Regions from separate parts of the Homo sapiens genome. Here region 1 is linked to region 2. A link is an interaction called in ENCODE POLR2A ChIA-PET data of the cell type or tissue named here. Cell type or tissue: CD4-positive, alpha-beta T cell. All regions are shown on one strand. Each heading gives the region's core, and the rest is flanking DNA. Links, peaks and the distances in the headings are about the cores only. Region 1 holds the start of SMCR2 (Smith-Magenis syndrome chromosome region, candidate 2). Region 2 overlaps TOM1L2 (target of myb1 like 2 membrane trafficking protein).

Evidence for each region. Peaks named below come from ENCODE experiments on the same cell type or tissue, not always from the same donor. Only the 100,000 strongest peaks of a DNase experiment are listed, where the experiment ranks them.
Region 1: POLR2A ChIA-PET joins it to region 2 with 8 read pairs; 21 of 35 experiments call an interaction of 5 or more read pairs at or near these places.

What each region holds. Positions count from the first base shown.
Region 1 is chr17:17,662,375-17,678,227 of GRCh38, reverse strand. It overlaps SMCR2 (Smith-Magenis syndrome chromosome region, candidate 2), which reads left to right and starts at 540. Exons shown (of 4, transcript NR_131243.2): 1 at 540-653; 2 at 1,857-2,018; 3 at 2,706-2,862; 4 at 4,072-4,202. RefSeq lists enhancers at 2,196-2,824, 9,752-10,251, 10,252-10,753, 14,406-14,545, 15,036-15,125. In CD4-positive, alpha-beta T cell, for the core only: no CTCF peak of the experiment used is centred there; no DNase peak of the experiment used is centred there.
Region 2 is chr17:17,840,514-17,856,366 of GRCh38, reverse strand. TOM1L2 (target of myb1 like 2 membrane trafficking protein) reads left to right here. Exons shown (of 15, transcript NM_001082968.2): 13 at 5,415-5,474; 14 at 7,508-7,544; 15 at 8,584-12,856. The coding sequence ends at 8,732. Among named protein-coding and RNA genes, the nearest start is that of SREBF1, 11 kb to the right of the region's middle. RefSeq lists enhancers at 6,098-6,392, 6,214-6,473, 6,975-7,821, 11,580-12,100, 14,001-14,502 and 1 more and a silencer at 15,501-15,570. In CD4-positive, alpha-beta T cell, for the core only: a CTCF peak has its summit at 6,211; DNase peaks (open chromatin) are centred at 6,156 and 7,066; H3K27ac peaks cover 2,923 bases.

The DNA.
Region 1 (15,853 bases), core at 3,320-7,319, 180 kb after region 2:
TGACAGAGTCTTGCTCTGTTGCCCAGGCTTGAGTGCAGTGGCGCAATCTTGGCTCACTGTAACCTCTGCCTCTCGGGTTCAAGTGATTCTCGTGCCTCTGCCTTCCAAGTAGCTGAGACCACAGGCACATACCACACCACCAAGCCTAGCTAATTTTTGTATTTTTTGTGGAGAGTGGGTTTCACCATGTTGCCCAGCCTAGACAGATTTATTCTTTACAGTTCTGGAGGTCAGAACTCCAAAATCAGTTTCACTGGGCTAAAGCCAAGGTGTGGGCTGGGCTAGCTCTCCTGGTGCCTCCAGGAGAGAATCTCTTCCTTGCCTTTTCCAATTTCTGGAGGTTGCCTGTGTTTCTCAGCTTGTGACCCCTTGGTGACCTCCAGAAGCTAGAACAGGCAAGAAAACAATTGCTTCCATTGTCCCAGCTTCTACTTCCTCCCTTGACCTTCCTGCCTCTGCTCATGAGGACCCTTGTGATTCCATTCCGGTCCACCTGGATAATCCAGGCTAATCCCTCCATCTCAAGAAGACTCTTAATTTATTTAATCACATCTGCAAGGACCCTCTGAATGCTGTCTTGCCTCAACTCATTTTACAGATAAGAAAATCAAGGCTCAGAGAGGTGAAGTCACTGATCCAAAGTCACACAGCAGGTGAGTTTAGTCACCCATTTCATGCATGGAGAGCCCACTGTGGGTCAGACACTGGGTTAGACCCTGGGTTGCAATGTGAAAGTTACCCATGAAGAGTGCTGTGGTGCCCAGGCATGCAGAGTAATGACCTAGTCCTGTCAAGGAATTCAGGGAAGGCTTCCTGGAGGAGGTGATTAGTGAGTTGAGCTTTCAAGAGTGATTTTCCTCTGCCTGCTTTAACCAGGGAGGCTTCTGAACAAACGAGGGCCCTTCCAGAGGAGGACAGCCATAGGCCTAACCATCCTGAGACTGCTCTGAATGATGCTGGTTGAGAGGGCTCAGTCTTCTCAGAAGAGAACTAGGAACTGATCAGGGATCACTGTCAGCAGAGCTAGCCCCAAGACACTTCTGCTGCTGACCCTGCTTGTCATCCTTAGTTGCACACAGGTAGAAGGGTGAGCAGGGGTGTGCACGCTATGCAATGCAGAGGCTCAATAAAGTCAGTGTTGGGGCAGAGTCTCAAACTTGCAGCTCAAAGGCCGAACTCAGGCTGCTAGGTTTGTTTTGATTGGAAAGCAGAGCAAAAAGTGAAAATTTTGAAGTTGACATACGTTGCCAGGTGCAGTGGCTCATGCCTGTAATTCCAGCACTTTGGGAGGCCAAGGCGGGAGGATCACTTGAGCCCAGAGTTCAAGGCTAGCCTGGGCAACATAGTGAGACTCATCGCTACAAAAAAAAAAGTTTTGTTTTGTTTTGTTTTGTTTTTAATTAGCCAGGTATAGTGGTGCATATCTGTAGTCCCAGCTACTTGGAAGGCTGAGGTGGGAGAATCGCTTGAGCCAGGGAGGTCGAGGCTGCAGTGAGCCATGACAGTGCTACTGCACTCCAGCCTGGGGGACAGAGTGAGACCCCATCTCAAAAAAAAAAAATAAGAGAGAGAAAAGCAAGAAAAGAAAGGAAAGAAAGAGAAAGAGAAAGAGAAAGAAAATAAATATCTTTAAGGAATCTAAGTTCTTCGGGGCCCCACCACTACCTATTGTTCTATACCCGCATTTAAATCACCTGGCTGACCAACCCCTCAGCACACCCCGACACACACACACACACATACACACACACACACACACACACACACACACAGCCTTGGGTTTCAGACACCTTCCCCCCAGGGTTCTTAACACTCACATCTGTGTGGCCTTGAACTTCCTGTCTGTTTTCTCATAGGTCAAAAGGAGATCATGTTTCCTGCCTGGAGGAGAGGCCCCGGTGGACTGGAATAGGAGAAAGTGGAGGGGGTGTATTTCAGGATAGAATCCTGCACCCTGCCAGGGACCACGCTTATCCTTGGCTCACTCAATAGGATGCAAGGGCGTTTACTGTGGCCAGGTGATTCCCGCAGCCGCTGTCTCACTAGGTCTCACCTGCATTTCAATAGCCTCCTTGTTCAGATGAGGAAACACACTTAGGGAATGAAGTCACTTGCCCAAGATCACACAGTCATACTTAGAGTAGGGATTCTCCTGGCCTGAGCTCCTGCCCACGCTGCCGCCCCGCCTCCTCTGCGATGAAAACTGGATGGAGGCTCCGGGCTGTTCTTACAGAGCCCAGGCAGAGTGTGAGTGTGCAGGAGGACTCCCATTAGCAAGCATGTAGCTAGTACTTATTTGGCACCTACTATGTGCATTTCAGTCTTATTATCTCCATTTTGCAGAGAACATAGAGGCCTAGAGAGGGGAGGAAACTCTCCCAGAATACCTTCTTCTGTGTAGGTAGCTGTCACCCAGGCTCTCTGCTTAGACAGTAACAGAGGAATGAGATGGAAAATCAGAACTCCTGCCCCAGCTCTGCCACCGTGCCACCAACAGCACGGCCTTGGGTACCTCCTCACCCTCTTTGAGACTCTGGTTTCTAACGAGGAGTGTAGCAATCCGTGCCTCCTGGGCTTATGACGATTTAAAACAGTTCAACATTGTAGAACTCTGGACCACCAACTGTTGCTGCTCCCCCTCACCCCATCAGCCTCCAGCACTTCTACAGAGAAGACAAATGTGAATGTGAACCTTTCTTTTGTAGGTCTTGTGAGTGCCCAGAGCCCTGTGGCAAGAAGCCTCTGCCAGGGAAAGGGATGCGGGGAAGTGGAGGCAGTGATGGGGAAGCAGAGCCAGGAGAGACCCTTGGGCTTCCTTCCTTCAAGGCCTCTGGTCTCTAGCAGAGAGAAGAGAGGGAGCAGGTGAGAGCCCCACTTAGCTCTAGGCAATATTTTTTTTTCAGACAGGATCCCACTCTGTCACCCAGGCTGGAGTGCAGTGGCACAATCATGACTCACTGCAGCCTCAACCTCCCAAGCTCAAGCAACGCTCCCATCTCAGCCTCCCAAGCTCAAGCACCGCTCCCATCTCAGCCTCCCAAGTTGCTTGGACTACAGGTGCACGCTATCACGCCCAGCTAATTTTTGTATTTTTTGTAGAGATGGGTTTTTGCCATGTTGTTCAGGCTGCTCTTGAACTCCTGAGTTAAGTGATCTGCCTTGCCTACCTTGGCCTCCCAAAGTGCTGGGATTACAGGCATGAGCCACTGCGTGCAGCCGAGCCAAACCTCATTCTAGATTCCATCTCCAGGAATAATGATGTGGGACCCACCACACAGCCCCCATAGTCTGGCAAGTGAGACAGACATTGAACCCACTCTAAAGAAGGGTCTCATTATCCCAAGAAAAAGACCACTTTGACCACAAGTCAAAGCTCTGGGAACCAACATTTCTTAGTAATTGGGAAAAAAATGTTTAATTGGAATTTTGTTTTGAAAAATGAAATTTAAACTATGAAAATATACACATTTTATCTTCCACAAACAACATTTAGGTTAATATGCTAATTCTTAGATTAATGTGCTAATACTTAGTGTTATGGTTTGACTGTCCCCTCCAAAACTTATGATGAAATTTATTTATTTATTTTATTTTTTTTTTTTTTAGATGGAGTTTTGTTCTTGTCACCCAGGCTGGAGTGCAATGGCATGATCTCGGCTAAGTGCAACTCCTGCCTCCTGGGTTCAAGCAATTCTCCTGCCTTAGCCTTTTGAGTAGCTGGGATTACAAGTGGCCACCCCTATACCCAGCTAATTTTTATATTTTTAGTAGAGACAAGGTTTCACCATTTTGGCCACGATGGTCTTGAACTCCTGACCTCAAGTGATCTGCCTTCTTTGGCCTCCCAAAGTGCTGGGATTACAGTGGTGAGCCATCATGCCCGGCTGATTTATGATGAAATTTAATTGCCATTGTGAAGGTATTAAGAGGTGGGACTATTAAGAAGTGATTAGGTCATAAGGGCAAAACCCTCATGAATGGATTAATCTCTTTATTGAAGGAGTGAGCTCATGATCAAGACACTGGATTTATTGTAAAAATGAGTTCAGCTCTCTCTTGCTCACTGTCTAGTGCTCTCTTGCCCTTCTGCCTTCCACCATGGGATGATACAGCATGAAGACCCCCACCAGATGCTGGTGCCATACTCTTGGACTTCCCAGTCTTCAGAAGCATGAGCCAAATAAATTTCTATTGTTTACAAATTACCCAGAGTGGTATTCTGTTTTAGCATCAGAAAATGGAGTAAGACAATTAGAGTACAAAAAGTTCATTGGAGTAGGCATAGTTCTTCCCACAAAATTGCCTGATGGTCCTTACTAGAACCTTCTGGGTCCTAACAACCAGAATGCTTCATCACATCCCCCTGAGTTCTTTGGGCCACTCTGAGTTCTATGACATTCAAATCATTTTCTTCCAAAGCACAGGTTCATCTTTCTTCACGTTGGGGGTTTTCATTATTTAGACAGGGCTGACCCAGCCAGATAGATAGATCCTTGGTTTGTCAGCCACTGTGTGCAGAACCCAGGAGCTCTCCAACGTAACTCTCATCAACTTCAAGAAATTCTACAACTTTGAAGTTTTCCTTTGCTACCAGCTTGCATAAGCAGACCTGACAGACAGAAGAGATGCAGATGGGGGGTGGACAGATGCTGGTGCTAGGTAGGGTGAGATGCTTGACTGGGAACGAAGTAAGTGGCCAGGACAGTACTAAATATATTCATGTTTTAACAACTCTTAACTTCCAACTCAGATAATGAATGCTCAGCTATGGGGCACCCTAATCATACAATTAACTGTATCAGCCCAAGATCTCTTGCATCTGGAGTTAGCGAGGGATAAAATTCCATCTTGTTTAAGCCGGTGTTATTGTGGATCTCTGTTATAAAGCCTCTGTCCTACCTAATACATCTAGTCTTTTGGTGGTAATTACAATCAATTTTCCTGTGGGCACCATTCTTTCCCACTTATGGCCCATGTGGTTCAGGCTGGGCGGTCCCTACCTCTAGGATGCAGAGATTGTCACGTGACTCAGGTTTGACCAAACTGCCCCATTTGCCTGGCCACAGGGATTGGTTCAGGAATGGTTCGAATGACCTAAGCCCTCCAGGAGTTTTGCTGGAAGCACTGAGCTTTGCTGGAGCCTCCAGGGGTAGTTGTTGAGACTGTGGGTCTGAAAACAGAGCCAATGGGGAAGAATGAGGAGTTGAGAGACATGGAGACACCTTCTGGGCACCTGGATTCAGCTGCGCCTGAAGCTCAGCAACCCCAGGACTTTAAGTCACTTGAGCCAATACATTCACCTTTTATCATAAACCAGTTTGAGCTGGTTTTCTGTCACTTGCCTGAAAAAGAACTGAGACTTTACACAGAGAAGAAAAATTTGGAATGGGGAGAAAAGGAGAATGAGCACTGTCTTCAAAGATCTAAAGGGCCGCCTGGGCTTTGTGTGATCACACACAGACTGTGTGGTTCCAGTGGGCAGAGGGACTGGACCAGGCTTCTGGCTCTTTATGAGGAACTTTCCCACAATTAGAGCTGTTCAAAGAGGGCCCCAGGCAATTTCAAGAGAGAGAGAGGAAGCTTCCCGTTTCTGGGGGTATGCAAACAGAGCCAGGATGTGGTGAAAGAAACTCAGGCTGACTAGGAGGACAGAGATCCTGTAATTTGTGAATGTGACTTAGTACCTCCAACCAGCTTTCATGTAGAGCCGGAGAATATCAGTCACACCCAATCTTTAATTATAAAATATTTAAGATATTCAAGAAGGTATGGAAGATAATTCACTGATCACTCCTGCATTCACCACTGTCAGCTCAAGAAATAAAACCACCAGGACAGCCGAGCTGCTGACCACAGACCCCTCCACCCTCCTGATCCCCCGCTGGTCATTAAGCTTTGACTACCCATGCACAGTCCTAAGGGATATGTACTTCAGAGGTCTTTTTTAAATAGAGGGGTTAGAATTGCCATGCTTTCAGGCCCTACAGATTTTTTGTTATTAAATAAAAGTGCTTAGCTACTAATAAAACATGTGTTTTCTTTCTTTTTTAATAATAGAAAAGTATGACAAGAGCAGTCCCTGAACAGTTTTTCATCTTGTTTATATGAAAGCCATTTCCTCACCTCCCCTCCCCACCCCCGCCACCCAGCCTCCCACACCTCGCTGTTCCCAGCTCTGGATTCCATCTCTGGGCTCTATTCCCTGCTGATAATCACAATTCCAGGATTGAGACTGAGATAAGGCGTATCAAGCACTTTGCACATTCCCTGGCATATAGTAAGCACTAATTTTAGCACTAGTTGTCATTATCACTGTCATTGCCATCTCGGGAATTGCTCCACCCCCATCCCTTCCCCTTGGCAGGAAGTTGCCAACCCTCCACTGCCTCTGCTCACCCACCTTCTTCAGGTTGTCCTGAAATTCCACTGATTTTACCCTTCACTACCTGCCAGACCACAATCTCTGCAACTGGTTTCCTTGCCTTCGGTCTCAAACCCCCATTCACCCTCCTCACGGTGGCCCAAGCAATTGTTCCTTTCCAGTATGTGGCTCCCTGGCTTGCCCCCACCTCCGTGATGCCCCCAAGGCCCCATCCCTGCAGACTGACTTGCAGGTTCCTCAACTACCTCTTCCCTTACTCCTCTGAGCAGCCCCACGTGCTGTTCCCTCTGCCCAAGATGCCCTTCCCCTCTTGCTCTGTCTGGCTCCTCCCTCCATATCCTTCCAGGCTTAGCTCAAGAGTGGGCTCCTCCAGGATGCCCTCCCAGGCCCCCCGGTCAAATCAGGCTCCCGCTCCCTGGGCAGTGTGCCCAGGCCTACTCTACAAGCCTCTAACAGCCTCTGGGATCATGATTCTTTGTGAGTCTCCCTTGCTCCAGGTGGCGAATTTCTTGAAGGCAGGAGGAATGCTGTCTTCCTCAGCAAATCGCTGTGGCATAGCAATTTAAAAAATAGTATCCCTGACTTTTCTAAGCTTTTTGCTCCTTCCAACTCGCTTATGCTTCCCAAGAACCCGGGGGGGAGGTCCTGAACCAGCCCCATTTTACAGATGAGGAGAGGAGGCAGCGTGTGTGTGTGCTTCCTGCGGCTGCTGGAACAAATGACCACAAACCCAGTGGCTTAAAACAATGCACATCTATTCTCTTACAGTTCTGCACGCCGGAAGTCCAAAGTCAAGGTGTGGGCAGGGCTGGCTCTTCCTCGAGGCTCTGGGGGAGAATCCTTGCTTCCATCCTCATATCACAGCAACCTCCGCTTCTATCGGCGTAGCTCCTCCTCTCAGTCGAAGCTCCCTCTGCCTCTTTCTTATATACAAGGACACTTGTGATTACATTTGGGGCCCATCCAGATAGCCTGCAACAATCTTAAGATCCGTAATCTAATTACGTCTGCAAAGACCCTTTTGCCACCTGAGGGAGCACTGGTAGGCTCCGGGGATGAGGGTGTGGGGTCCTGGGAGGCCTCTGTGCAGCTGCCTCAGAGGGTAGCAGTGGCACAGCTGCAATGTGGACCCGGGGGGTCTGGCTCCAGATCTCGGTGCCATAGCACTTCCCTTGAAGATGGTTCCCTGATTGTGGGGCTGGCCGTATGGCAAGGCATTCCAGGCAGAAGGAAGAGAGCAGCCCCGGCCTCCAGGCAGGAAGGCAAGGGTAACATGGGAGGAAAATCTGGCCTCCGCCAAAGTGAGGCACAACCAATATAGCTTTGTGGGCAGAGAGAGGGCACAGGTTACTTGGACCCTGATGGGGCATTGTTCTCCTTGGCCTGCATGCTGCAGGCCAAGGCTATGGAGCCTCCATGGAGGGCGGGGATGCACCTGTTCCTCCCACCTCCTCCCCATACCTAAACACCTTCAAAGAACAAAGGAAGAAAGGAGGCTAAGGAAGAAGGGAGGCTGTGTGTCCCTTCATGGATGTAGTGTTTAGAACGTGCCAGGCCGTGAGCTAAACTATTTGTGTCTGTCTCTCATTTAATCTTTACAACCATAATACCTTTTATACCTATTTAATAAATGCACAAATTGAGGCTTATTAACAATGGCTAGTATATCTTGAGCATCAGCCACAGGCCAAACTCAACATAGGTTTGTGCTTATGTAATGCTCACAGCTCCCAGCAGCCCTGTATGGAGGGGTGCCATCTGTCTGTATGGAGGGGGAAACAACTCATTGATATAAGTGAGCAGTTACAGAATGCTGAGGACGGTGTGGGCAGGTGGGAGGCCTCAATCGGGCACTGGAGCTGTAGTTTGGCATGAAAGTGGGGGACTGGCAAGGTCGAGACCAGGAGCAGATGGGGCTTGGGTGGGTGCAAGGAGCCCCCCAGGCCCCTCCCTGTCAGCCATGAGCAGCCGGGAGGTGTGCAGGCCCTGTAGGGAACCAGCATTGATCCCAGGCTGTGGGATGGGGGTGGGGAGGGAGTAGGAGAGGGGCTGGGGCAGGGAGTGGGGAAGGGAGGATGGGATGGGGAGGGAGTGGGAGTGGGGGAGGGGAAGGGAGGATGGAGGGAGGAGGGAGTGGGGATGGGGGTGAATGGGAGGGAGTCAGTGAGGTCCTTGAGGGTCACCATAGTAACAGGAGCCAGCTCTGCTCTGAGGCCTGAGTCTGAGCCACCACGGGGAAGGAGATAAAAGGTTTTCTATCGATCTCTGTTGGGAAAGTCATCAGTGATAAGCTGGGCTGGAGGGGCCGGCTGGCGGGAGTGTGCATACTGGCTGCACACGCATGGCTCAAGGGTGCCCAGGGAGCCCCCACAGACTGCGGTCAGACTGTTTGGGAGGTGACCGCTTGAGCCAGGGAGGGGCTGGGCTGGAAGCCACGTCTATCTGCTTCTCCTTTAACGGGGGCAGCTGGCTGGCTCAGCCTCCTGCCTCAGCCTTCCCTTCTGCTCAGTGGGGCAGTTGGGCCTAGGCTGCCTCCCTGGGGTGGGGGATGAGTCAGGGATGCAGAGGCGGGAGGGAGAGAGGAGCTCAGATGCCGTGGCTGCTCTGTGGTCTGCACTGGAGGTTTGGCTGCAGGAAACTGGTCCTTTCTCTTCAGAAGTGCAGGCCCATCTGGGGCATCAGCAGCCACAGCTGGGGTGGGCTGGCAGTCTTGGGTGAGGACAAAGACTCCAGCTGCCCAAGAGCCAGGGCCAGACTGTCGTCCAAGGCCCCACTGAGCCAAGGGCATTCAGCTCAGGGCCCGTGTGTGTGTGTGTGCGCGCGCGCGTGTGCGTGTGTGTGCGCAGGTGTGGGCATGTGCAGCTGTGCCAGTGCCCCGCTAGGCCTTGAGTGTGTACAGGTCACCTGCCCCTGCCTGTCTCTGTCTGCACTCTTTCCCTCCACAGGTGTTAGAGCCTGCAATGCCCCGGATGCTGGGCTGGGTAGGGGTGCAACAGTGACTGAAGCAGACACAAATCCATGTCCTCATGGAGCCAACATTCTAGTGGGTATCTGGGGCAGGAGAGAGACAGACAAAATAGAAAGGTAAATATAGGAGCTATGGATGATGAGTGTCCCAGGGGGTGCGGGAGGGGGTGGGAGGGGGAAGCAGCTTGTTAGTTAGGTGAGAGAAGGTGGTCTTAGAGCCTCTAGAGACCTGAGGGAGGCAGGGGACAGATGTGTGGGGAGCTGGGAAGAGGAGACAGCAGGTGTAAAGGTCCTGAGGCAGGAGTGTGCCGGGAGCAGTGGGGAGGCCTGTGGGGCTGAAGAGCAATGCATGGGGGCAGAGAGCAGGAGGCAAGGACAGAGAGGGTCAGGACCAGCTTGGGTGGCCACAGTGTACAGTGGGGCCTCTGGCTCAGACCCTGAGTGACGGGGTCCTTCAGGGAGAGCTGGGATCTCCCCTAGGTCCTCACAGTGCACCCTGGCTGCTGAGAGGGGCCAGGGCAGGAGCAGGAGGCCTGGGAATCCAGGGGGCCCTGGCCAGGGTGGGGCTGTGGGCAATGAAAAGATTCCAATTCCAAATATACCTTGAAGGTAGAATAGACAAGAATTTCTGACGTGGGGTGAGGAGAGGAGCCCAGGACACTCCAGAGTTTTCCACCTGAGCAAGAGCAGGGTGTGGCCTGAACAACAGATGGCGTGCCCAGGCCCTCTGTGGCATCTAACTGTTGTTAGAGGCCCAGGTGTAAGGAGGGAGGGGTGTGCATCTGTCCACACACGTGGGTGGGGTGTGTGCAACTCTGTGTGCAGCCCTAGAGGGCCAGGCTGGGGTCTCAGGGCTGCTGGTTGGAGCCTTACCCCATTCCTGATGGGGCCAGCTCCCAGCCACCGCTGGAGGCAAGAATGGCCCCTTCCTGGCTTGCTCCTGGGGGGCACTCAGCTCTTTCTGCTCTCCTGAGTCCCTAGAAATGAGGGTGCACTCAGCCATGCCACAACCCCTGCCCTTCTCCTTCCTGCTGCCCTCCAGGGCCTGTGGGATGGGGGCAGCAGACAAAAGGGAGAAAAAACCAAGGAGGGAGGGGCCATGGCAGGCCCCTGAGAGTCATCTGTGGGGTGAACACAGCCCTTTAGACATAACCCTCCCAAGACCCCCACCTGTTGCTGGGATGGACGTTGTTGGAGTCTGTTCTGGGGCCCCTGAGAGGAGGAACCTGCCCAATAGCAGAGACACTGACCCCCACGCTGAGGTCACCTCCCTCCAAAGCCAGAAAAAAATCCCATTGATCCACTCAGCTCTCAAAGTTCATCTACCCTCCTTCTCCATTTCCCCAAATCCTGGTCATTCTCCAAAACCAGCTCACCCTCTGGCTTCTGGGAACCTGGTGAGGCACCAAGAAGGTGGGTGCTTGAGTCAGCCAGAGGGCTCATGCTTCTGCCCTGCCACCTGTTGCTGTGTGACCTTGGGCAAGTCACATCACCTCTGAGCAGGCACTTCCTCCCCCTGTAACTTGGAGCTGCTAACAGCTTCTCTGTGGGGCCGTTCAGAGGTAAGCTGCACAGAGGACTTAGCTGTTGCTTCTGTGAGCCTTGGTTTCCTAATCTGTCAAGGGCTGTGGGAAGATGAAGTGAGACACTGTGGAGGCCCAGCTTGGAGGCCACGGTGTGCCTCCCCTGAATTCATACCTTCCTGCTCCCAGGACCTACCCATCCGTCTCTCTGTGCTCCTCACTCTACTTCTCTGAGAGCCCCACTGTTCTGGGGAGCTCTCACCAGCCATGGTCACAGGCTCTTGGGGCCTATGGTGTCAGCGCTGATGGGGTCTCAGGTCTGTCACTGTACCCGGCCCCACAGCCAGAGCTAAGTTTGGGAGCTGGCCACGGAGTGTCTGCGGCTCATGATGGTAGGCTGAAAAATGGCCCCTAAAGATATCCAGGTCCTCATCCCTGGAACGTGTGGGTGTCCCCTTTACAGCCAAAAAATGGGCTCCTGCAGATGTGCAAAGTTAAAGGTCTTGAGATAAGGAGATGATCCTGGGCTATCTAGGGGTTCCTTAAATGCTGTCCCTAGTGTCCACAACAGAGAGAGGCTGAGGGAGACTCGACAACACAAGCACGGAGGAGGAGACTGCGCGGCCACCGAGGCAGAGACCAGAGTGATGCAAACACAGCCAGGGATCACCAGGGCAGCTGGCTGAGGCTGCAAGGGGCCCTGCACAGGTTCTCCCCTGGCGCCTCCGAGGGGGCACAGCCCCACAGACGCCATGACTCGAGACCAGTGATACTGATTTTGGACACCCAGTCTCCAGAACTGCAAGAGAATCATTTCTGCTGTTCTAAGCCCCGACATGTGTAGTAACTCTTTACAGCAGCAACAGGGAACGAACACTCACAGCTTAGGATTTCCTGGCTACCGCCCAGACCTCGCCCTGCCTCATGTCCATCCAGAGCTGGGCGTGAGTGTGTAGGGTGTGCAGGTGGCCATTTACTCCTGTAGGCCAGCAGGGGCCCGGGGATCCTGGGCAGGTAGAGGGGATGGAGGATGGACAGGCTCTGGAAGCCCAGACCACGTGGATGTTCTGTGAACTGCTGGACCCTCAGCCCAGGCCCAGGAGCATGGGAGGAGTAAGCCACAGAGCATGTGTTGGCTGCTTGTGTCCACACACAGCTGGGGGGTGTGTTTGGTGCATGTCCACGTGGTGGGTTGTGCGGGTATAGAGGTGGGGAGTAGGCACTTGTGCACCTGGTATAGACCCAGTGGAAAACCCAGGTGTGCCAGAAACAGCCAGCTTCCTTTTTTCTTTTTCTTTTTTTTTTTTTTTGAGATGGATCTCACTCTGTCACCCAGGCTGGAGTTCAGTGGTGTGATCTCGGCTCACTACAACCTCCACTTCCCGGGTTCAAGCGATTCCCCTGCCTCAGCCTCCCAAGTAGCTAGGATTACAGGCGCCGGCTGCCACGCCCGGCTAATTATTTTGTATTTTTAGTAGAGATGGGGTTTCAGCATGTTGGCCAAGCTGGTTTCGAACTCCTGACCTCAAGTGATCCACCCTCCTCGGCCTCCCAAAATTCTGGGATTACAGGCATGAGCCACCACGCCCAGCCCCTTTTTTTCTTTAAATCATCTTACATCCTGTTCTAAGCCCCTATCCTGCTGGCTGGTGGGCAACTGAATCTCAGCCATTATTGGGAGCTTCTTTCTTCTCCAGAGCCACACAAAGGTCCCAAGGCCATGATGAGTCTGGCCACCGGGTCTGGCAAAGGAGGCCAGCAAAGCTCTCTGAGACAAGCTAGGGACCAGGCTGCCTGCACTGGAGCATGGGGTGGGGTTAGTAAAACAGAACAAAACCAAAATTAATATCTGCTGTTTGTCTAGAACCCTGGAGCTTTGCTGCTCAATATGGTTGTCATTAGCCACGTGTAGCTAGGTACATTTCAATCAATTTAAAAGAAATAAAACTTAAAATTGTGTGTGTGTGTGTGTGTGTTTCTTTTAGAGTCTCACTCTATCACCCAAGCTGGAGTACAAATGGTGCGGTCTCAGCTCACTGCAACCTCCACCTCCCGGGTTCAAGCGATTCTTCCGCTTCAGCCTCCCTAGTAGCTGGAACTATAGGCACATGCCACCACACCCGGGTAATTTTTGTATTTTTGGTAGAGACAGGGTTTCACTCTGTTGGCCAGGCTGGTCTTGAACTCCTGACCTTGTGATCCGCCTACCTTGGCCTCCCAAAGTGCTGGGATTACAGGCATGAGCCACCGCGCCCGGCCTTTAAAATTGTTATTATTATACTAGTCACTTTCTGGTGTTCAGGAGCGGTGTGTGGCCACCCTGTGGGACCTGGTATAGGAAGTTCTATTGGGCTGTACTGCCAGAAGCGTTCAACCACTGACATGAGTTCTGCCCCTCTGAGTGGGGTGACCTGCCCATTTACAGATGGGGATGCAAGGATCAAGCACAAAATGACTTACCCAAGGTCACTGGCAGCAGTTGGCACCTCCAAGCTCCATGGGCAGTGGCACCCCGGGCCACGGGGTAGAGTGGGTGCTTGCCAATGTTGGCTGCTGAGTGAACGTGCCAGTGCCGTCCTCTGCCTCCTTGGAGGAAAGCTGCCTGTGAAGAACAGTCCTGCCCTCGTTCAGAGGTACGGCCTCCTGATCTCAGCCTGGTAAGGCACTGTGTGGCTCTAGCCCTACCTCAGGTACCACACTTTGCCTCTTTGGGACCCTGTGTCCCCGTCCATGAGATGGAGATTGTGACCACTGCATAGGGCTGCCTGGGATTTCCATGAGTTAATGTCTGTGAAGTGCATAGTACAATCTAACTCAATCATACGACGTTTGAGAGATGATGGGATTTGGCACACAGGAATGAGCACTGCGCCTCCTCAGAGTGACTCCCAGAGGTCAAGTTGGGATTTACTTAGACTGAGACCCGCAACCTTATCATGCTTCTAGCATTCATCTGACAAACATCTATTAAGCTTGCTTTTGGGGGCCACGACCGATGTAAGCCTGCAGCTGTGAGGTCTACCCTAGGCTAGGGAAGGTTATTCTGAGAAGAAAGTGAACCCCAAGGAAGGGGAAATCCAGAAGAAGATTCCTGATGACATCTGACAGCTGGATCCAGCTGTTCCTGAAGCTTTTATATTCCTGTTTTGTTTGCCAATAATTTTTTTTGTCATTTACAACTCAAAGCCAGGCCGTCTGGTCCAACCCCTTGTCCCCTGATACTTGATGCTTCTCCATAGCAGCTATGACAGTCTCTGCTTGGATGCTGCTCATGATGGGGATCTCACTACCTACCAAGGGAGCTCTACAAGGGCAGAACCAACTCTGGTGCAAGTGAGAGCTGATAATCTATTGCTCTTGTCTGGAAATGGTGTGCACAGCTGGGAGCTCCCCTGGATTGGATTCAGGGCAGTGGAAAGAGGACCCTTCATGGTTCAGTAGACCTGAATTCAAATTTCAGGCCTGGTGGTGACTCACTGTGTGACCTGAGTGAGGCAAGGGACTTCCCCTACCTGAACCTCAGTTTCAACATCTGTAAAATGGTCTCCCTGGCCACACTGATTTGGTGAGGACACCACGAGGATTAAGCAAGAAAATGTGTGTGAAGCTCTGGGCGCACGCCAGTGTGTGGCACACAGGGGACACCTGAGGGCCACATCCCTCCTGTGGGTAATGCTAATGGACACTGCACACCCATCTGAGAGGGTCCACTCTGCGTCCATAAGAGGTTGGCACTGGGGAGTCCGCACTGGGCCAGGCTGCTCCTGCTCTGCGGAGCGTCTGCTGCAGCTGTGACTCACAGCCCGACCACACTCACAGCCCAAGACTCGGAGCCGTCTGTTGTTATGGCGACGCAAGCCCACTGGAGTCCTGGGCTGTCAGTCATCAAGGTCTGACGCTGGGGGTGTGTTTTGGCGTGTGGGTGTGGCCTGTGTGTTTGTGTAGGGGGATGGGCGTGTGAATGCTATTCCTGCGTGTTCAAGGCAGTGTGCTGGTGTTTGTGTGTGGACTTCCTGTGTGTGCAAGGCTGGGCATGTCTGCATTGAGGGCGTTTGTCTGTGTGTGGTGTTGAGCTGTGTGTGCGGTCTGGGTGTCTGTGGGCTGTGTGTGTGTGTAATGTGCCTTAGGAACGCTGGCCCTGAGGCAGGGTGGACAGGAGGGTGGCCCAGGGAGGGGTGTAGGCCTGGGTGTCTATCGCTCTGACCTGGTGGCCCTGGGTTGGTCACTGCACCTTTCTCAGCCTGTTTCCCCCTCAATAAGCACAGCAGGTTGCAAAGGGCACTCACACTCGCTATTTCATTTAATCCTCCTGTGATCCTGTACCAGCAGCTGCTCACTCAACTCATATTTAGAGTCCACTCTGTGTCAGGCCCTGGGGATACAGCCATGAACAGAGACTTCCTCCGCTGAGGGTCTCCAGTCTCCAGTCTGGTGGGAGATGGACAATACACAAACAAGCAAACAAAACCAGAGACTCCAGTGGGTGCTGGGAGAAGGAACAGCAGGAGGAGGGCACAGAGAGTGATGGGGTGGAAACTGAGGACAGGGTGGTCAGAGAGGTGACTTATGAGCAGAGGTTCTGAGGAAGGAGGCCAGAGTCATGGGAAGAGCATCGCAAGCATCGCAACAGTAAGTGCAGAGGCCCTGAGGCAGGTGGAGGTTCATGTATCTGTGGCCCAACGAGCAGGCCGCGCACTGCAGCGGTGTGGGTGGGATGGGCAAGGCCACTGCCATTTGCAGTTTGTGGATTCCAAGGCAAGTGCACTGGTGAAAACAGCCCATTGTTCATCCACTGATGAATGGAGAGGCAACATGCGGTATGTCCAGACAAGGAAATAGTATTTGTCAATAAAAAGGAACAAATGGCCAGGCGCGGTGGCTCATGCCTGTAATCCCAGCACTTTGGGAGGCCAAGGCGGGCAGATCACTGAGATCAGGAGTTTGAGACCAGCCTGACCAACATGGAGAAACCCTGTCTCTA
Region 2 (15,853 bases), core at 5,035-9,034:
CTGCTCTGCGTGAGAAGGCAGTTCCTCCACTAGACCCCAAGCCCATTCTTAGAGAGATGTGCTGGCCCAGGCCTCTCATTTGCTTCTTCAGGGACAGGCTGGCCTCTGGCCCACATGTCAGGGGCCTTTGCAGCAGGGCTTCTGGAAACCATGTCCATTCATTGGGAAGATCCAGCCCACATGCCCTTGTGCCTATTAATCCTGCAAAAAAGGATACTGCCCACACAAACTCCCCTGAGGGTGGCCTTGGCAGCTGGTGGTGGTGCCTGTCTCTGCCCACACAGACTGCCTCGCCACTGCCAGGTCCCACGTAGAGCTCCAGTCTCTAACTTCCCAGAAACAAACCTAACTAACAGCTAACCTGGTGTCTTGCCTGACTGACTGCAGTTTGTTTTTTTTTTTTTCTTTACAACAAATATTAATTGCTTTGCCTTATTTCCCATAGTGTAGAAACCTTGAGTCTTTTCAAGCCTCCTGAGTACAAATTCTTTACTTGGAAACTTTTTGTACTATTGAGTGAGATCAAAGGCTTTTAGACTTGGTCCCAGTGGGGTGGTGCTTGAAGTGACATAGGAAGGGATTCACAGCTTCTCTGGAAATAGTACACCTGAGCTACAGAAATTGTTCTTGTTACATTGAAAACTGGACAGGTGGGTTTCCTTGTGGGCATGGGGCTGTGGGAAGCTGCAGAGGAGCATCTGTTGGAACCCTTATGCTCCTGGGACTCAGGTGTGTGGATAGCCAACACAGAAGTTAACTGACACCACCAGGCTTATTACTGGTTGAAGAGAAATGAGACTTGTCAATGGGCTAGGGCCGGGCGGCTCTCAGGGAGACTGCTAGGCTTGTGCTCTCCCTCCCTGGCCTCTCTAGTGTGAGGTCTTTTTGCCTCTCTTGGCTGGTGATCAGCTAGGGGTGTCTCCCTTTTGCAGGGTGCAGCCAGGAAAATATCCTCATGTGAGAGAATCTAAGTCAAAACAAGAACAGAGGTAGGTTAGTAAAGAATGCTGCTGCCAAAACCCAGGCTTGGGTTTGGAGGGCGGGACTCCCTCCTCAGACCTGGAGGCCCCCAAGGCTCTTACTCTGGAAGGATAATCCTAACCCCTGGAGTACCAGACAGACATGCCTCTCCCCCTTGGGCAGGCAACCCTCCCTCCTGATCCCTGAGGCAGAGCTGCCCCTGCCTGCAGTTCCAAGTGAGAATCAGCTGACAGCAGGATGGCTCACCTGCCACTCAGATCAAAACCTGTGGCTTCTGACATCCAAGATGTCTGTGGACTTTGAAAATGGGCAGGGCTGGTCTAACCACTGCCTCAGCCAAGCCAGCCTGGCCTACCTATCTTCAGAGGGGCTGAGCTTCAGGCAGCAGTCTCTATTGGAGGGCATTCCTCTGCTAGCTTCCTTCCTTTTCTCTCTTCACATGTCTTCTTCCTTTCTGTCCCTCTCTTCCAACTCATACGCTTCTTCAGATCCCTCAGACCAGCCTTCAGCTTGGATCATTGCCCAAGAAAATGCTGAAACTATGGCATGTCAGGCTGGGTGCAGTGGCTCACATCTGTAATCCCAGCACTTTGGGAGGCCAAGCTGGGCAGATCATTTGAGGCCAGGAGTTTGAGATCAGCCTGGCCAACATGGCAAAACCCTGTCTCTACTAAAAATACAAAAAAAAAAAAAATTAGGCAGGTGTGGTGGCTCACGCCTGTAATCCCAGCTACTCAGGAGGCTGAGGCACAAGGATTATCTGAACCTGGGAAGCAGAGGTCGCAGTGAGCTGAGATCGCACCACTGCACACCAGCCTGGGCAACAGAGCAAGACTCTGTCTCTAAATAAATTAATTAATTAAATAAATAACTAAATAAATAAATAAAAATAAAAATAAAACTATGACACATCAGAGCCAACAGCCTTCTTAGGAATCTGCTGGGCCAGCCCCTAGTCTGACAGATGAGGATACCGAGGCCTCCTAAGGGCCTGGTGTCTTGCCCAAAGCTGCAGGGAAGAAACAGAGTCCCCTAAGACTCAGCGCAGTGCCCCCTGCTCCAACCAGGGCCCCACTTCCCTCCCATCAGCCTGACAAGGAGCGCGTCCTCGGCCTCCCACAGTTTCTTTGGTTCATATTTTCCAAGCAGTGTACATGTTTAGTCTGAGTCTGATAGCACCTACATTATTAGAAGGAACTTTGCCCTGTTATAATACTCAAGGCATTTATTTACCAGGACAAGAGGTTTAGATAGCTAAGGTTTTGTGTCTGGCCACAAGAAAGTCAATTTAAGCTTACGTTATATAAGCTTAACTGTTAACCATCACCCTGCTCCACCATGGTTCACGCCCTGAGGCCAAGTGGCTTCTATATTGTAATGAGTCAGTTTCCATAATTTCTGACATCCCTGGGTTTCTGAATTAGAAAACAGAAGCACCAACCTGAAAGTTAAGGTTTCTGAGTCATAAGAATTGAAAGCCAAATACAATCTAGCAATCGCCTTATTTCACAGATGAGGAAATTGAGGCCAAGCATTGCTCAGGCCTCTGTCCCCTGCTCCTGCCTCTCCACCCAAATCTCTAAGGCTTCTTAGGATAGAAGAAACTCAGGAGCTCTCCGGTGAAGAAAGTGGGGTCCAGAGAGGAGCGACTCACCCCAGGTCCTGCCACCAGTGAGTGTGAGGGCCCAGATGGACCCCACCCAGTGCACTCTCCTCAGCGTGCCCTCTAGGGCTTGGTCTGGAGGATGCCATTCCATAAACATACTACTTATTTGGAAAAATCTAGGACATGGAAGAAAAGGGTTCCCATGAGCCAGCTTTTGGGAAGTTATTTTTGAGGAGGTGAGGAATTTCTTAAGTGTCATTGTTTATTTTCTGAGCATGTTGGCTCTCAAGATTTATCCCCAAAGAAGAAAATTAAAGTATGACCCCAGGCCTCAAGGGATTTGTTCTTTAGCAGCAACAAAACAATTACAAGAAAAATCTGAAGGTTTAAGGCCCCTGACCCCTTAATGTCTTTGTTGTAGCTTTTGCAACACATTGGAAAGCTCAGGACATCTAGTCTGTTTCTGCTAAGTGGACAAAAGCTGGTCAGGTGTAAAGAAAGGGCTGGTGCACACTCTAACCGCTAGTGTGGGACTATTTTCTCTCTGGAGATGCTGCTGACTTTCTAAGCTTCAGTTTTGGGGACTCAGCATGGCATGCGTCCTCCCAGAGGCCACACATTCTGACTTACAGTCATTGAGAGCATGATAACTGGTGTGTCCTGTTCCAGGAATGTCTCAAGGCAGAAGGCCTGCCAGCAAGCACAGAGTAGCAGTGTACCCTACTGCCTTTTGATGGGCAAGGGCAAGGAAGTGCCAGCCTTAGGCATTGTTAACACATCTGTCAGTCATTTGTGCGTCCATCCCCCCAGTGAGGACCCACATGCCTCCTGTCCCTAGGTTTCATGTCTGGGTGATAAGACTCCCTGATACCTTTTCAATTCAATGTTCTTTTTTTTTTTTTTTTTTTTTTTTTTAGACAGAGTTTCAGTCTTGTTGCCCAGGGTGGAGTGCAATGGCGTGATCTCGGCTCACTGCAACCTCTGCCTCCCAGGTTCAAGTGATTCTCCTGCCTCAGCCTCCCCAGTAGCTGGGACTACAGGCGCATACCACCACACCCAACTAATTTTGTATTTTTAGTAGAGACTGGGTTTCTCCCTGTTGGTCAGGCTGGTCTCAAACTCTTGACCTCAGGTGATCTGCCCGCCTCGGCCTCCCAAAGTGCTGGGATTACAGGCATGAGCCACCGTGCCCTGCTCAATTCAACATTCTTAACTCCCCAGTAAGTCAAAGAAATAATGAGCAACACAGACTCTTCCTAATCTGATCAGTGACTGGCTTGGGCCTTTCTGAAAGTGCTCTTGTGGGCTTCCCACATTGGGTCCGAAGTTAGGACACAGAGCACATTCCTCAGAGCAAGGGGCCAGCTGAGCTCACTGAGGGAGTGAAGAGCTCTGGTGGCATCGTAGATACCTGCTCAGAGTGCTGGACTCTACCTGGGACCCCAAACCACCCTCCCCCACCATCAGCAGCAGGTGTCAACCCCCAGGACTGGAGTTGTCACATCACTGCTGGTGATATGTGTTCTTTGTTCTTTTTCTTTGTGAAGGTCGTGTTATTTTTTACATTTGATAGACACTGGGGTATGCATTCCTTTTACTGCTTATTTTTACTTTAGTCTTACCCTAGATCATGGCATTGGGTGAAGCCAGCTATAGACAGAGCTGGCATTTTTGTAATAGAAATAGGGGTCTTGCAAGTGAGCCCCGGAAGGGTACCTCCCAGAGCCAGGGTAGGTGAGGAGGTGATTAAGGGTCATCACCTCATTTCTCTAGGCTGGGAGCCAACATTCCATTAACATGGCTTCTAGGGAGCTTCTTATCATGTCATATTTGATGGCAACTTAAACCTTTTTAGCCATGTGCATTTTTCAGAGTCTCTGTCCCTGAGGTGCTTGGCACAGGGGCCCAAGCAAGGTGACTGCTCAGGCAACCCCGTGGTACACCTTAGTATGCCTGGAAGCTGTCACCTCCCTGGCTCTGGCTGCTGCGCCCCAGTGCTCAGCTGAACTTGGTTTCTTTGACTCCTGAAGCACAGCCAGCCATTGAACACAGGGAAGAAAGGACGAGACTAAAGGGAGCTGTTGCTTTCAGGGCTGCTTCATGAATTTCCCCTAAAGAGACACAAAGAAGACTAAAGCCCCATAGTCCCCTTTGTCATCAGAGCCCTCGTTTTTGCTGTGTTTCTGTTGATGGTAAAATGTGCCTGCCTCTGTCTACCAGGCCACACCCAGCCCAGCGGAGCACGCACCTCCTCCAGTTCCCCTCTCCACTCAGAAATGCACCAGGACGCATTTCAAAATCTCTTCAGCGGAGCAAACAGACCCCCTGCATCCCCCCGGGGCTGGTGCTGCCCTGCCCTCTGAGCACCTGTACCCCGCTCTGGGCAGGCTGTCACTTGGCCTTCCCTGGGTTGGGCTTGACAGCGGACTGTCATAGTGGCTGAGTTCAAAATCAGCCTGCGTGGCAGCGCCTTCCTGAAGTTAGAAGGTGTTTTGCAGCCCCGGGCTGAGAGGCCCCGCAATGTGAGAGTGGACACTCATAGTCAAAAAGTTCTCCATTTCAAGAACGCGTACAGCCACCTTCCTTACCGCCGGCCCTGCCGGGAGCCTGCTTCTTATCATTTGCACCTCATTGCTTTCCTCACCTGCCATCTCACACGTGGCTGCCCTGTGTTGCCCCTGTGTGCTGTGCCAATTGTGTTTTTTTGCTCTGTGTACATTTTGGTTTTATTTGGGGTTGCTGTTGATGATTTCCTTTGTTCCGGTGTTCTGTCTCCCCTCGCTGGCTGTGTGGGGGCTGCCTGGCCCGCTGCTTGCCGCCTCCATAGATCCCCGTTGCGCAGCCATCTGTCATGGACGACATTGAGGTGTGGCTCAGGACCGACCTGGTGAGACTCGACTTTTCTATTTCATCTGTGGGGTGTGGAGCGGCAGAGGCTCTTCTGAGGACAGGCCTTGGGGGAGCATCAGCAGGGGCTCCACCCCTGTCTGGGTCAGTGGAGAAGGGAGGTCTGGGCAAGCTCCATAGCTGCCCCTCCTCCCCGACATCAGCCCATAGCTGTGGGTGCTGCAGTGGCCTCCCGGCCTGCGGAGGCCAACTGTGCTGGGGGCAAGGCCTTGGGCACAGCCTCCTTCACCCACACAGTCCTAGCCGTAGCTGGCTCCAAAACACACACTTGCCTTCCCCCCAGTATCTTTTCCATTTCAGATGTATGTGCCGTGCTTTGGTTTTTTGGGGGAGGGAGTGTTGGGGGAGCATGTTTTTTGTTTTGTTTTGTTTTGTTTTCATTTCTTTTTTTTTTAATTGTGAAGTATACACACAGTGCTTTTGTTTTTAATTGGCTGTCATCCCCCTCCTCCCTTCCTGATTTTTGATGTAAAAGAACCCCTGCCCCAAAGACCCATTGTCTCCATCCTCAGAGATAGGGCTAGAAGATGAGGATACTATGCATCTGAAAATGGCAACAGGTCCCAAGAAAGGAGAGCTGCAGTGGCTGCATGTGATAACTGCTGGCCCCTCCCTCTGTTCTTTACAAAGCACTTTCACTCTCAGCAGCCCAGTAGGGGGCCAGGGTGGCGGATGAAGAAGTGCACTCTGGGAAGTGGCTTGCCCAGAGTCATGGGGTAGTTGGATTCTCCCCCAGAGCTGGAGACACCTCATCTCCCTCCTAGGTGCCTCCTCTGTAGGGGGCCTTGTCCCCAGGCAGAAGAGCCTGTTGAGTTCTTTAACCACAGGGTCAGCCTGGCTGTCTGTGGGCTGGTGACCTGGCTACCTCCCACACCAGGACAGCAGGCCTCAGGTTGGGGCCTCTGGCTGCTCTGGGCCTCCTCCCCAGAAGGTCAGCTTTCCAAACACATGCCTTGCCAAAGAAGGCAGCTGCCTGGGTGTCAGGGAGGAAGAACACACCCCGGGACATCTTTCCCAAGGGGCTGTCTCGAAAAGAAATTGCTTCTCTCACAGAAGCAAGGCAGGAAGGACCAAGGTCCTTAACTTCTAAGGGGGACCCCAGGGTCCAGACAGGGAGGGGATGTGTCCAGTAAGGCTACATAGCAGGTCAGTGGTAGAGTCAGGAAGGAACCCAGGTCTCCTAGCCCAGCCCAGGGCTTTGTCACTTCCCCATCCTGCCCCTTCCCAATGAGGCCCTGCACATGCTGCTCTTCCCCAGTCCCCAGGGAACCCCATGAGCTCAAGACACTACCATGTTCTCCAAACAAAATCAAGTCTGATGCACTTTAATTTTTGAGTGCACAGAGCCTCCATGGCTCCTTGAGGAGCCAGCAGCAGATAATATAATCTGGGCCACGGGAGGAGGCTGGTGCAGCTCCCAGGAGGCTGCAGGACATGGCTTCTGGAGGCACAGCCTCCACTCCCAAAGTACCTACTGAGTGACAGGCCCTGTGCTGTGGGCTTTGTGGCCCTGAGCCATCAAGGCCTCATGCGGTTTCCAGCTATTGGTGTCAACAGCGTCTTCCCAGAAACCCTGTGGCTGGCAGTGAGTGGGTGTTGTGTTGGGCACACGTGACCCTGTGTGTGCTCAGGCTCAGCCCCCTGTGGCTACTGCTCTGTGCCTCTCCCTAGAGCCTCAAGAGTGCCAAAGGTGGGGTCCCGCCCTCTGCAGCCCAGGCTGGAGAACCAGCCTGCACCGTTTTTGGAGTTTTCTTTCCAGCCTTTCTGGAGGATCAAAACCTAAAACATGTTTGAATTTTTTGCTTTTGTTTTTTAAAAACAAAGCTTCTGTTTCTCCAATAAGAAGAGCAGTATTTTACTATTACAGAAATCTGGAAACAGGGAAAATTAGGAAGTTTTGTTCAGGCTACCCTGGGCAGTGCTGTCCTAGGGTGGCCATGGGCAGACAGAGGTGGCTGGGCGGGCAGTGCTTGGACCAGTGCCCTAATTTCATTTTCTCTGCTCCTCCCACAGAAGGGTGATGATCTGGAGGAGGGTGTCACAAGTGAAGGTATGGCCTGGCCAGTGGCCTTACAGCCCCCTTTTGTTGCCTCTGTGCAGGCTGCACAGGAGCCAGCCCCCATCATCTTGGAGCCCCCGCTGCCAGAGCACCTACTGGTGCCAGGCCCTGAGCCATGGGCTTCACGGGTGGCTTTGTCCCACCCAGGTCTTACGCTGATTTGGGAAGTGTGATTTATCTCGCTTATTGGGAAACAGGTCAGAAAGAACATGTCAATTCCACAAAGTTGCAGAGCTGGTGAATAGCGGGTGCAGATTGCCACCTGGTCCTGACCCACAGGTGCTCAGCCCAGCTCAGACACGCAGTTTGTGGAGGTGCGCAGCAGCACCCTTGGGCCACTGAGCCAGAAGGGAGGAGCCTCTCCTGGGCCTCAGCTGATGGGCTGGATGGGAGCAGCGGGGTCTTAGTTCTCCCACATGGCCACCCCCACATCCCCTGCCCTTCACATCCTGCCTCCCCAAGCTCATCTTGCCCCACTCCATCTGCCTCTCCGTGCTCCTGTCCTCCTCTCCCCAGGTCTGCCAGACCCTGTGGCCAGACCGCTCCGCAGGGAGGGAAACTTCAGAGGACCCTGCTCCCTAGCTCTCAGTGCCCATAGAAATGGGGCACTCCCCCCTCCCCACTGCATTCCTCAGCATCTCCTCAGTCCTCCATTGGTGGGCAAGGGTGGGGTAGGTGGGATGGTTCCTGCCTGTTTAATCAGAAGCTGGCCCCTCCAGCTTACCCTGCCCCACCCCCAGTGCTGATCTGGAAAATGGACAAAACCCAGTGCTGATCTGGAAAATGGTCAGCGGTAGGGTGAGCACTCTGGGCTGTGTTTTCCAGAGCCTTTCCCTCCAGGGCAGGAGGACTGGGCACAGCCAGGAGCCTCCCCCCACACTGCAGCTCACGAACCCCTCCCTACCCACCTGCTCCTAGGTGGGCTTCATGCCTGCCCTAGAGGAGGAAACGGGCTGGGGAGTGGAAGGGTGCGCTTCCTCTGGTGGCCTGCCCTCACCAACCCTGACCCTTGCCTTGGTTTGTATTGCAGAGTTTGATAAATTCCTTGAAGAAAGAGCCAAAGCTGCTGAAATGGTTCCCGACCTCCCCTCGCCCCCCATGGAGGCTCCTGCCCCAGCCTCAAACCCTTCTGGCCGGAAGAAGCCAGAGCGGTCAGAGGATGCCCTCTTCGCCCTGTGAGCAGCTCTGTGGTTTGCCTCCCCAGATGGCGGGTCCCCGCTCGCACCCCGTGGACACCGGGCACTGGCCACTCCTACATCCCCAGCTCCACACGGCCTGCACACCTGTGTTTCCATGGAAATGCCACCGTGTCTGCTCCCAGGCCTCCCACTAGTCAGGACCAGCTTCAGCCACTTCTTTTCTCTGAGTGGTGGGACAACTGCAGCCAGAGACTCTCTCCCCTCCCACCATGGGCCCCTCTGCCCATGTTTCCTCCCAGGAAGAGCGGGCAGAGTGGCCCAGCCCCAGGCAGTGCTTCCTGAGCAGACCACCCGGACTGTCTTTCCTCCACCCGCCCATGGAGAAAGAGCACGCCCGGCCCCGCCCTGTGCTCACCTCTGCCTGGCTCAGCGACCTTCTCAGGCATTCTGCCCTCCTGGGCCCCTCTCTCCCTGAAGGGGCTTTGTGGCATCTCTGGAAGAGCAGGGTGTGCTGCACTCATGGGCCTGGTCTCACTCCTTGGACTTGTCACCTTGTGACATTTGGCTTATCAGCATTTGAGAAGGCTCTGCTGGGTCTCCATGGTGGGGGTCTCTCACCTTCTTGACCCTCTCTCCATCATTCAGCTGCCAGCCCAGGCTTCACACCCAAGCTGGCTCAGCAGCCGAGCCTGGCACCGAGGGTCCCTGCAGGCTCCCTGGGCAGGGAGAGGGCCAAGGACAATTGGGAGGGCAGCAGGCAGCCCGCAGATGGTGGCCATGTGGCACGCTGCTGAGACGACACTACCAATAAACCAAACTGCCACGCACACACTGCAGGCTCACACCCGCACACCTGGTCCTGGCTTGTGGAGGGACTTGCACTGGAGGTATTGCTCTGGCTTGCCTGGGGAAGTGTCACAGATGTGCACATGGGCCACACTCAGTGCTGTGGCCTGGCCTGCCGTAGCCTCACACATCTGCCTCAAGAGCCAGCAGCAAACAGCTTTGTGGCATCCTTGGAGGTTCCCAGTGACTGAGAGGCCTGGGCAGCACTAAGGCCCCTGCTCTGCTCCCTGGCATAGGCCTTGGCCTCCTTGCACAGACTCTCCTGACAGTCTGGCCTCCTCCCACCTCAGAGGTCCTCTGGCCACCAATTTATACTCTCTCCCCAAGCTGATCCTGAAGGCAGGCAGAGCAGCTAGGGGCTGGTAACATGTATTCCCATCCCGTGTCCTCACTGGTGTGTCTCCTGGCCATGGGCAAGGGACTCGGGTCATCCCAGGCCCTGGTCCAGCCAGACACCTGGCCCCACACCTCCCACCAGGCTGCTGTTGCTCAGAAGGAGAATACTGCAGCTGTATGCATCCCCGTGTGTCTTGGGCCCAGCTCGCTGGGTCAGTCTGCTCCTGTCCCCTCCAGCATGCACTGCCTAGGTCAGCACAGGTTCCTGATCCATGGTGTAGTTAGCCCTTCCCACCTGGCAGGACGGCCCAGACCACCAGCCAAGCAGGGAAAGGGGGCTGGGCTTGACGGGAGAAGAGACCAGCGACATGGTCGTTGGGGAGCATTCAGGATGGCGACTTCAGCTGGGGGTCATGCTGAGCACCAACAGGAACTATTCCAGTGAAGAGCAAGTGCTGCCCGACCCAGGACCCTGTGCCAGGCTAGCAGCCCTCCAGCTCCCTCCAGAGAGGAAACCTCTGTCTGGCTGAGGGTGGGACTAGCTGGGATGTCTCACTCCAGTTGCTCAGGTTCACCCAGGAAGCTCCTCCGTGGAGTGGCCAGCCTGATTCTAGCCCTGTCCTCTCTGGCAGCACATGCCACACCTGCCTGGGCCTTCTGCTCCCTGATGCTTGATGAGCCCCTGCCTCCTCAATGTTTCTCAAAGACAGACCCCCCTGAGGCCAGCTTGAATGTGAAGACTGCTGAAGTTAGCTGGCTTCACTTGAGCTGCAGAAAAGGTGGCTGGGATGGCCCAGGTGCACCCAGAGGCCCCAGCCCTTTGGCTGCCTTTGGGTTGTGACTTGGGTTGTCTCTGAGGCCCTGCCAGAGCTGGGCCTGCGGGTGGTGGGCGGTCCGACCTCGGGCAGTCAGTGCTCCGCAGCCTCAGCACTGCATCCCAGACCCAGTGTCCTCAGAGGGAAGAGCCAGCCTCCCTGCCTCATGGAACCAGGAGTCCCAAAAAGTCAGGAGCCTGGAGGCTCTGAAAGGAGCAGGGATTCCATAGTGCGTGAAGCTGAAATAGGCGCCCTCCTGGGGAGCCCCCAGCAAAACTGTTTTTCATACCCACTCCCAGAACTGCCCCGCTCCAGCTCCAGCGCCAGCGCCAGCTGGTTGCCAGGCATCATTGGAGAGGCCTGGCTGCCCCAGGGGCAGCAGGGAGTGGTGGACCTGTATGGGCTGGCAGGAGGCCATTGGCCATGCTGACAAGTGTCACCTGCCTTCCTAGCCTGGAGCCACCCCTCAGGTGGCCTGCTTGCACCTCCTATCCGGAGGTAGCCTGCCCCACCTGTAGGCAGAGGGGGCTCTTGCTTGAGGCCTGCACAGGAAGCAAGTATAGCCCCGGTGCCCCAGAGTGGGTTCCACTTAGCCCTGGCGAGATGGCCTGTCCTGAGATCTCTGCTCCCAGACCCCACCATCTGGGGAGCACAGTCCTTAGGCTGCCTGGTCCAGGAAGGGGGTGCGGCTCTGTCAGGAAACCTGGACTCTCAAGGCCCACCAGCCTCTCCGTGAGTGTTAGAAATCACAGATACAGTATATACTTAATTACACTAAATTATTGCTGGGATTCCTTATAAGCACTAATTATACCTGATTATAGGTTAAAATATTTATTTTGTCAAAATATTTTCTTGGGAATGTGTTTAACCCTTTCTGCGTTCATTGTTGCTGAGATGTGAAAACTAACCATTCCCTCCTGCCTACCTTTTTGGCCACTGGGCGGCAGAGAATGGCGCTATGTGCAGTTGGGCCCCTGGCACCATGGGCCTTTGGCCTGCCTGCTGCAGAGTAGCCCTGCCTGGGCAGTCTCCAGGCACTGAGCAGGCCATCTGTGGCCAGGCTGAGAGAATGACTGGCTCGCTTACCAGCGTGCATGGGACAAGGAGCTTTGGAGCCTCAAGGGGTTGTTGCTGGCCTGGGCTAGAGGGAAAGGTGACCATCCGTCTGTCCTCCTGTCTTTCTATTAGCGCCTCCATGTGAGTGATGGTGCCTTGGTTCACTAGCCTTCCCCCACCACCCCACCATGCCACCTGGTGGTCTTGGGGCCTGTGCTGTCACTCCAGCCCCTGGGGAGGAGAGGACCCAGCCCGGAGAGTTGGGGCAAGGGCTCCACATGGCCCAAGGGCAACAGATGCTCGCAGGGCAGCTGCTGCCGATGCTCACGCTCCTGCCCCCCTCCTTCCCGCTGCCACACCCCACCCTGGGCCCCCGCAGACACGCATCTCTAACTCAGTTGGGCCCAGCCTTCTGGATGGCTTGGGGTAGGCCATGGGCCCACCTGGGGCCAGGCCAGCCCCTGGGGCAGCTCTGGAAGAGCAGTGTGGAGGAGCACTTGCTTGCAGCCTGGCTTCAGCCTCTGGCACTGCTGGAGTGGTCCCTGGGAGCTTCTGCACTGTCGGCTTTGGGGACGTCTCACCCACTTGGGTTACAGTAGGCCTTCCCCACCCAGAGAGAAGTGTTTCCACCCCAGAGACATTGTCTGTCAGCCCCTGAAGTGCTCGCCTCCCCCAGTGCCCGTCACCAGCCCTTCCTATCTGTGGGGTCCAAGTCAGGCTTCCCCTGCGGCCACCAGCCATAGGGAGCAGCCATCAGCCCCCGAGTCAGAACTGCTTCTGTCTGTCCATACCTCCAGGCTCTCCCGGAGAGGGGGACGGATATTTATTTCCTAAAGTTTGCACTTAATTGTGAGGATTCTCAGGATTGTTGGGGGCTACTGAAAAGAGGAATGTGTTGAATGTCGCGTTTGCTGTCCACTCGTCCTAGAAGTTTAGTGTTTTTGTCACTGTCATGTGTTTCTGTGGGCAGAGCTGGTTCTGGAGGGTGGGTCAGTGCACCCGAGGCTCAGAGCATCCATCCACCCCACTGGCCCTCCTTCCAGATACCCTCTCTCTAATTGGGTTCTTGCATGTAAAATACTCCACAATAAATAAATAATTGAACAAATTATGCCTGTGTGGTCTGTTGAATTGGCTACGACTGTCCAAAGGGCTTGCCAGTTTTGACCACCTGCTTTATTTAAGCAGGGGTGGCCATGGGGACCCTCAGTCCACCCTTCCCCAGTGGCCAGGCTGCCTGAGCAGCCCCTTACCTGGCCAGGAAAATTCCTGTGCGTGGCCCAGGTTGTGACATCGGTGGGAGTGGCTGTAAGCCTGCTACAACCTGCCTGAGAGCTCTAGGACCAAGTGCTGTGGTTGTTCCTAGGTCTCACCCCAGGTCCCAGATGGGCAGGAGGAGGCCACTCACCCTTGCCCAGGGCACCCAGGCCTTGAGCAAGCAGGCCTGAGCCACCCCTGACCCCCTCTAAGCCCCAGCCCCCACCCTCGGCTGGACTCCCACAGCTTGGCTGGGCATCATCTGCAGAGCCTGTGCTGGGCACTGAATTTGAGAACTGCTGCTCCAAGCCAGGTAGACTTCACACTTTGTTAACAGTTTTACTGAGATATAATTCACATAGCATACAATTTACCCATTTAAAGTGTACAATTAAGTAGTCTTCAGAATATCCATAGAGTTGGGCAATCATCACCGCAACCAAATTTAGAACATTTTTATTCCCCCCAAAAGAAACCTGTCTCCTCCCATCCCCACAGCCTGCTCTCCCTTTCTAAAAAGGCTTCCTTCCCCCTCTCCCCTTGTCCTGGAGGTGGGCACCTGCAGCCCTTTGTTGTAAGGTAGCTGTCCTCCTGGAAGCAGGCCCCTCAGGCCCAGAGGCATAGGGGGTCATGAGGGGTGCATTGTGGGAGCCTGTGGGAACTGTGCCTTCTCCAAGTGGCTTGGGAGGCCGAGGGCCCTTTAATCCCTTCGCTGGGGCTTAAGGACAGACCTCAAGTCAGGGTGGACTCACCAAACCCCCGATGAACCTGGAGATCTTCCCAAACTCTTGCTGTGCCAGTGAAGACATGGAGGACTAGAAAGAGCTGTAGGCTTGCCCCAGGCTGCACAGGGAGTAGTGGCAGAACCAGTACCCAACCCAGAGCCAGACCTCCCAGACAGGTCCATGAAGTGGGCAGGAAAGACACCACTTCCATGGCCAGCAGATAAAGCTGCCCCACCTACCCTGAACAGCAGCCCTTCTGGGAGCGTGGCTCAGGAGGGGCTCTCCTGCCCACTGATAGGAGTCAGGTCACGGCAGGGGCCGTGTTGGGACCACCGCCATCACCAGTCGTAGCCAGAAGGGGCGGCACCCAGCTACCTCTGGCCAGTTGCCTCCCTGGGCTCCAGGGAGCTCTGCAGAGCCCTGTTTCTGACCAGTTGGAGTGAGATAAAGGTTCCCACACCCAGGGGAGAAGGGGAGTGGGCTCCTGAAGTGGGGGTGGGGGGCTGCAAACCCAGGTCCCTTTAAACAGATAGCATAGATCCTGGCTCATTATGTGCCCCCAGCACTGTACCAGGCAATGTGGGCACTGAAAGAGGCCTGAGCTCTGTCCCTACCCTGTGGAGAGTAGATTGGTGCTGAGACACTACTGTGGACTCACCAGGACACCTAGGCCACTTGTGCTTTCAGCAGTGTTCCTGAGAGCCTGCTGTGTGCCAGGCTGGTGCCAGAGGGGAGGGACAGGGCTGCTCCAGTCCTGCCCTTGGGGAATGTGCAGCCTGGTTCTATTCCCAGAGTCAAGGACACTCTGCAGCCAGTTAAGTGTTGTAGCTCTCTTCCAGGGCCTGCAGGAGAGGAGGCTCTGAGCACATAGCTGAGCCCCAGGGCACTCAAGCTGCACACTTGAGGGAAGCATTGTGGGAGCCTGTGGTTTTTCCAAGAAAAAGGTCTCCTTTGGGTCCTGGGGGCAGCGGGAGGGCAGAACCTGAGGCCTTGGACAGGTCTGCATGACCCACCCAGAAATGCCATCAGTTTATTTTACAGGAGTCCCTGTCAGAGCTTTTGGGGCAGACCTCAGAGGAGTCTGTCCAGGGCCTCCAAGCCCAGGCCCTCAACATTCCAGGACGCAAAATCTCTACTCTCAGCACTAGGGAGTAAGTAGGATGCTTCCGGAAATTGAGTGGACTCCATTGTCTGGTGCCATTTCCTGTCCACCCCATTCCTCCCTAGGGTTGCAGGCTTAACTGTAGGTGTTGGGTAAGTCACTGTCTCACTCTGTTCTTTACTCTCCTGATCGGTAAACTGGTGTAGTGGGTGGTAAACCCAATGCCCACAGGGGCCTTATTACATTGATTTCCTCACTCTCCCTGTTGCCGGCTAGACTCACCCCATTCAATATGCAATTGGCCTCTCCTCAAACAGCCAGTTACCCCCCAGGGAACAGGTATCAGTCTTCCTCAGCCTTTGTGAGCTACACCCCTCACTGTGCAGCAATCTTTGGGGTTCAAGTAGCTCTTTGGTAGAGGGTGTGTTCAGTGACTCATGATAAGCCTGCAGGTGCCCACATGGGTGTGAGCCTCCAGGGGCAAAGCTGGCCATGGAGGCTCAGAGAGGGCTGGAAAGAACTCGCCCAGCTCACCACAGAGCCCAAGCTGGAATGAGACCACGAGCGTCATCTAGGACCAGAATCACCCATGTCAACAGTCATCTGACCCCATTATATACAGATGGAGAAGTGGGGGAGGGGAGACTCAGGCTCTGAGCAGTCTCTTCCCACAGCCTGGCCCCTCTGCCATAACCTGGGCAGGTCCCAGCTTGGCTCCCACAGCAGTGAAGGATATGCAGGGCCAGGCAGGGGGGCAGGGGGGCAGGGGGGCTCTGGGAGTGGGGAGGGGTTTCAGTAGCCTAGGCAATGGCTAGAGTGGACAACCCAGTTTTCCTGCCCAGTGCCTGCCCTGCCATCCACGGCTGAGCTCCGGGCACCGAGGGCATGGCTGGACAGGACAAGCGTCCTGGAAGAGGCCCTGCCCGTGCTGGACGCCTGCCCGAAAAGGCTCGAAACCCACAGAAGCTGCCTCTCAGTCTCTAAGAGGCTTGGAGAGGAAGCGGGGAGATGCGAATTCCTA